2 separate regions of the Homo sapiens genome follow, and region 1 is linked to region 2. Evidence: chromatin contacts called from ENCODE Hi-C or POLR2A ChIA-PET data. All regions are on one chromosome and are shown on one strand. Each heading gives the region's core, a stretch centred on a gene start or an enhancer-like site at or near the end of the contact. The rest is flanking DNA. Distances are from core to core; before and after follow the strand shown.

Region 1 (2,876 bases), core at 272-2,771, 50 kb before region 2:
TGTAGCTACTGAAAGTTTCAAATTATATGTATAACGTACATTATATTTCTATAGGAGGACAGTATTGGTCTTTACACAGATTTTAAGGTTCTGTCCTGCTATGAGGTTCCATGATTCAAATACGAGCAGTCTTAGAGGGGAAAAGAAGTTCCAGGCAAGCCTTGCACTTAGCCATCCAATCCTAGGGAATTATCCTACAGAAACACACATGGGGATCTGCACGATGCGTGTATGTTTGTAGTATTGTTTGTAGCATGAAGAAAAAGGCTGAAAACAAACTAAATGTTCAACAGAAAGGAACTGGTTAATAAATGATAGTACATCCATGGGACATGTACAGGCATTAAAAAGGCAAGATATTTCCCGTAAGAATCACCTGAGACACTTATTAAAAATATCAATATAGGCCAGGTATGGTGGCTCATGCTTGTAATCCCAGCACTTTGGGAGGCCAAGCTCAGAGGATCACTTAAAGCCAGGAGTCTGAAACCAGCCTGGGCAACATAGCAAGACCCTGTCTCTACAAAAAAATTAAAAACAGCCAGGTGTGGTGGCACATGCCTGTAGTTTCAGCTACATGGGAAGCTGAGGTGGGAGAATCACTTGAGCCCGGGAGATTGAGGCTGCAGTGAGCTACGATTGTGCCCTTGAACTCCAGCCTTGGGAACAGAACAAGACCCTGTTTCTCTCTCTCTCTCTCTCTCTCTGTCTCTCTCTCTCTCTCCACACACACACACAAAGACTTCCCCAGGTGCCTCCCTGAGAAATTCTCATTCAGCAGGTTTGAAGTGAGACCTGTCAATCTCAATGTTTAAAAAGCACCCCTGAGAGATTCTGATTTCCAGACAAGTTTCCAGACACTAAAACAATTGGTAAGTATATATAACTGCATGGAAAAAATATGCAAGATAGTGTTTGGACTTATATTCTATGATGCATTTTTGTTTATAAAACAGGATTGCATATGTATGTTTGTGTGTAGAAATACACACACTGATGTATAGAAAAGATTTGGAAGGACATAAGCCCAGCTGCTATAGGTGATTACCTCTTGGAAACGGGAAAAAAGAAATGGGCTTTGCATTTTTACTTGCATACTTCAATGTTTGTTTGTTTATGCATCACTTACAGGAGGGGGACAAGAACCCCCTCGTGATTTCATCAGTTCCCAAGTGTTTGGGGAGGGTGAGCAATGGAGGAAGCCAGGGGTGAGGCAGTCAGCTGCGCTCACAGCCATGGCGTCACACCCCAGGGACTGCCCATTGTGAAGTCCCTTGGGGTGCCCCCTCCCTGCACTCTCATTCTTCCCACTAGCCCCAGACGGGCTCTGCCATCAACCTGCAGCTCCTCCTGAGCTGCGGCTCTTCCCGCTCTGCCCCCAACACAAGGAGAGCCCCGACTTGGGAGGAGGGCTTTTCAGATCGCAGCTTGGCCTGAGGCAGAGCCAGAGCGATGAGGTCACCCAGCACAGCTGCTAACTATTTCAAGGAAACAGGTGGTGGCTCTGGCCTTTTCATGGGCTTGGAGTTTTCTGGGAGAGGCCTCTTCAAGGGCGTCCTTGAAGCCCAGCCATGGATGTCCCTGTGGTTGGGAAAGGGGAGCTCAGGGTAATGGAGTATCCTCAAGAACCTGCAGATATTACCTCCCTCCAGAACCGTGGTCTCAGCCCTGGCTGCATATTCCTTCAACGGGAGGGCTTTAGAAATGCTGTGCCAGAGCTGCACCCCAGACCAACAAAATCAGACTCTCCAGGATGCGGCCAAGGCATCAGTATGTGGAAAGCTTTCAGGTGAGTCCAATGTGCAACCAAGGTTGAGACCACCGGTCCAACCCTTGCAACTAAAGGCCCTGGACCAGCAGCATTCCCTGGAAGCTCGTTAGAAATGCAGAATCTCAGAATCTGCATTCCAAGATCTCCAGGAGATTTGTGTGCAAAGAGCTTGGAAACGCTGCTGCTACAGGTAGACGTGGAGCTAGAGGATAAACACGTAGGCTCTGGGGAGTGCAAAAGGGGTGAAATGCCATCTAAGCCCTTGACTTCTCCCCCTTGATGTAATGAAGATAACAAAATCTTCATCTTGGATTGTGGTGATGATTCAGCTTGACGATGTCTGTACCTGGTACTTAGCACTCAGTATATATGAGCTTCTATTTTGTTAGGATCGTTACTGTTTTTAATCCTGAAATGCAACCTGCTCAGTTGGCCAGCCTGCTATGAGCATGTGCTGGCTGTGTTTTTTGTCCAGCTCAGCCCTCGTCCTGCCAGCATCAAATGTCTTTTCTCTCTGGGAACTCAGACACAGGGACCAGAAAGTTCATGGCTCAATCCAGACTGTCTCCGATCCCAGAGTTGTTTTTCCTGTGAAAATCATGTGATTGCTCCATCGCTAGGGAAAGTCAAACAATAAAAGGGTGTAGGTTCTCGTAATTGCTGTGGAAGCTGCAAATGTGGAGTGTTTCTGTGCCAGCTGGAGAGGAGAAGGATTTGGGAAGGAGGGTTCCAAATCCTGCCTCCCAGACTTATTGGTTGTGGTTCAACTCTGGACTGAGAGTCTGAGGAGGTGGCCCCGTGAAGATTGGAGAATCAATCACTGATCTGCGACAAACAGTGCATAGCATCAAGCAATTCTGTGCTTTCAAGGATAGCAGTCTCCCTCAACAATAGCACTTTCTTTAAAAGCCCTCTTCATTCATTTAAAAAAACATTAATTAAGCATTCCCTAAGTGCCAGGCATTGCACTATTATCTCATTTCATCATCAAAGTTACACTTTGGGGCCGGTATTACTCTCATTTTACAGGCAAGAAAACAGGCTCAGAGATGTTTGGTTCTAGGGTTAAACAGCCATTGGATAACAGAATTGGAATCATACAGAG
Region 2 (2,959 bases), core at 165-2,664:
CTGAAATGGCAACTCCAAGACTTCAATGAAACTTTTAGCATCTGTTGGTCAATCCTCCTGCTGATACTGAGTCACCACTCATTTGTGGTGATTCTAAACCTCATTTTATGATTCACATTCTAAAAATGGGGTGAGGTTTTTACCAAGCAACTAATTCCAGTATGAACTTAACCTCACAATTATTGGGTTCTTCTGTGGGTTTCCAGCTGCTTAGCACAGCACTTTTCAAGGTCTGATTTCTTATGGCTTATTGGTGTGGCTCTTCCATGGCAAATACCTAAAATCCATTTTATGGATTTATGGTATGGAATATGATGGGGGGTTCCATGTGATCAATTTGTTCCACCAGTCTTCATTGGGACCACTCATTGTCTGTCACCAGCCCATGTCTGGTCTGGGACAAGTGAAGGAAGGATAGATAAAGTTTTGGGGCTCTTTTTTCGTTCATACGTTCTGAGGAATGGTCTTGGTACTTTGGCCAGAATGCACCTATATCTATAATGAAGAGGATTTAGAATCTGCCTTCTGGGCACTGTAGCTGAGCACATGACTCTACTTAGCATTTTGAACAATGACTGAAACCAGATTCTGCAAATGACAGAAATGCAGTGGTTTCATGAAATCTGCATTCCAGTCCCAAGACTTCTACGAACAAGTTACGCAACGTTGGGCGAGTCATTTAACAATAGCAGCAGTGCTGGCGATGGCTAACATTGGTTTGGAATGGAGCCTGGGGCACAGTAAGCCCTCTGTAAGGTCACCTGCTGTTTTCATTGTCATCGTTACAGAGGGTTTATTACATCCAGTCCTTAGTACTTGGCGTACATTATCTTGTTTAATCCTCGGAATTATGGAGTGAGTTTTATTATTCTTTCTGTACAAGGTTGAACTGAAGCTTAAAGAGGTTGAGTTATGAGTCCACGACTGTATAGGACTCCAAGACTGTATAGGACTCAAATCCGAACAACCTAACTCCTGGGCCTGTGATCACAATCTCTATTCGTGTGCCTGATTTCCTTGGGCCTCAGTTTTCTCATAACACCTGAAGTTGTTGATCTTTAAAACCTTTCAGTTTAAAATTTTTAAATATTTTCCTCTTACCTTCACCTTCGTCCCCTGTTCTCTTCCCTACCCCACTTATCCATGACTTTTGCTGGGTTCATCATTGCAGGATTGGCAGGATGTTTTCCCCATTGAGTGATGACACTGCATGTGTCAGCATAGGGACTTGTATTGTGGGTTTTTTTTTTTTTTTTTTTGACGGGTGCTGTGGGGCTGGTTTACATGCTGCTGTCGTTGAAAGAGGAGGAATCTGACTCTTCAATTTTACTGCCTTATCTTGGCCCGCAGCCATTACCACATTGAGTGACACACATTTGACAGGGCTTGAGAAAGTCGTCAAAGGCAGAAGCCAGTGGGAATCAGCTCTTTGTGCTTGTGGACCCTGCACTGCTCTCTGGTAAGATCTGGTTTGGGAGACCTGCTCTCTCCAGGCTGTTTGCCTATGTCTGGCCTTGTGGTTGGCAAGGATCCTAGGAGAGGGACTTGGAGAAGAGGCTTCTGGGCTTCCCATCCTTTATACAGCTTGGGGTGTGCTGGCAAACTTTCACATGGGGAGTTTCCCGGACATTTCATTACAGTTCCATTGTAATTGATATTTGTAAAGTACTTAAGTTGGGTGATAGTCTATATGTACTGTATTCTGTTGTACTTCTTTGCGGCTGTGACACCAGGGTTAGAGTGTTTTGGCTGCAGAAGACCTGGGCTCAAGGGTTGGATCTATCACTTAGTGTGGTGCTTCAAACACACCTGCTTGTTATGGCTTTTACTTGATTATTCTTTGGGTGAGATCTTATTATGAAGAAAAGTCAGCCACTGTGCTGAGATTTGTAAACTCTTCCACTTAGCCTGGAGGAAGCATTTTACCAAAAGGGCCTGGAAGCACTAAAAGTATTAGGTAAGTCACTTAATTTTTCTCAGCCCAAATTTCTTTATCCATAGAAGAATTAGAGTACTATGAGTCCTACTCATCAAAATGGCTACTGAATCAAGTGAAGTATGGTATGAAAATGTGTTTCTGAAAATTATAAATTCTATATAAACATTAGTTGTTTTTAGGAAGCATCATATGCCAAAACTGTTTTAAACACCAAAAAAGCAAAAGCTGTTCATGTTTTTACCGATTTTCCCACCTAGAGATTATTTACTGCAGATGATAACCTGTAGTAAAATTTCCTAAACTTTTCATTGTGCAGCAATTGGAAGACTGTGAGTTAAGTTGTTCTAGAAACTATCTGAATATTGTGTATATTTAGTTAATAAGAACTGATATTGTTCAAGGTATATAGTAGCTCTTCTATGGAAGCACATTAATTTTAGATAAATTCAGATTTTATTAATTCATTATAAATCATTATTAGATCAAGAGCTAGGTTCAGGTTGTAAAAAGATATTAATACCATGAACAAAATTATGTCAATTAAGAATCTTTCTGTATTCCTAGAACATAATTGCAGTGTGAGCAAAGGCTAGACCATTGTAACTAATTTAAATAGGCCTAGATTGAAAATGTTACTCTAACTCACATTTTTCACTACCACAGATGTTCCCTATCCTCTTACTCCAAATGAACAAGATCACTTCATTTCTATTTTTCTTGATTGATAAACCATGCTTGGAGATACCATCTGGAGATTGTTGGGTTTCTGCCAGAGATTTAAATCAGGTTTATAAAGAGTTACCTGCCTAAGGCAAGAAACTGGACTAATTTAATAGAAAAGAACATGCTTTTATTTTGCCAGCTAGTAAGAGAAAGTGAAAGCATTTTGAAAAGTTTTAATATTTGTTTAGCAATGATAGTATTATAGATGACAATATTTCTAAAATACAATAATTAGGGAAATTAGAGAATCTAATTGCTGAAATTTGTGTAATTATTTGCAAGTGTGATATGAAGGCT

What was found. Hi-C counts contacts between places; a loop is a spot of excess contacts on that map. ChIA-PET counts read pairs that join two places held with the same protein, here RNA polymerase II (POLR2A). Pooled maps may share reads with other maps.
Region 1: a loop to region 2 is called in a map of gastrocnemius medialis, with 4 times the contacts of the local background. The contact joins the promoter of LINC02308 here to the promoter of STON2 in region 2. A Hi-C loop is called at or near these places in 12 of 168 maps with a recorded cell type or tissue (Caco-2, Calu3, K562 and 5 more) and 9 of 50 pooled maps. POLR2A ChIA-PET finds 5 or more read pairs at or near these places in 12 of 52 experiments (AG04450, H1, HEK293T and 8 more).

Annotation. Positions count from the first base shown.
Region 1 is chr14:81,448,802-81,451,677 of GRCh38, reverse strand. LINC02308 (long intergenic non-protein coding RNA 2308) reads left to right here and starts at 1,521. Exons shown (of 3, transcript NR_109999.1): 1 at 1,521-1,789. RefSeq lists an enhancer at 1,224-2,198.
Region 2 is chr14:81,398,779-81,401,737 of GRCh38, reverse strand. It overlaps STON2 (stonin 2), which reads left to right and starts at 1,414. Exons shown (of 8, transcript NM_001394390.1): 1 at 1,414-1,459.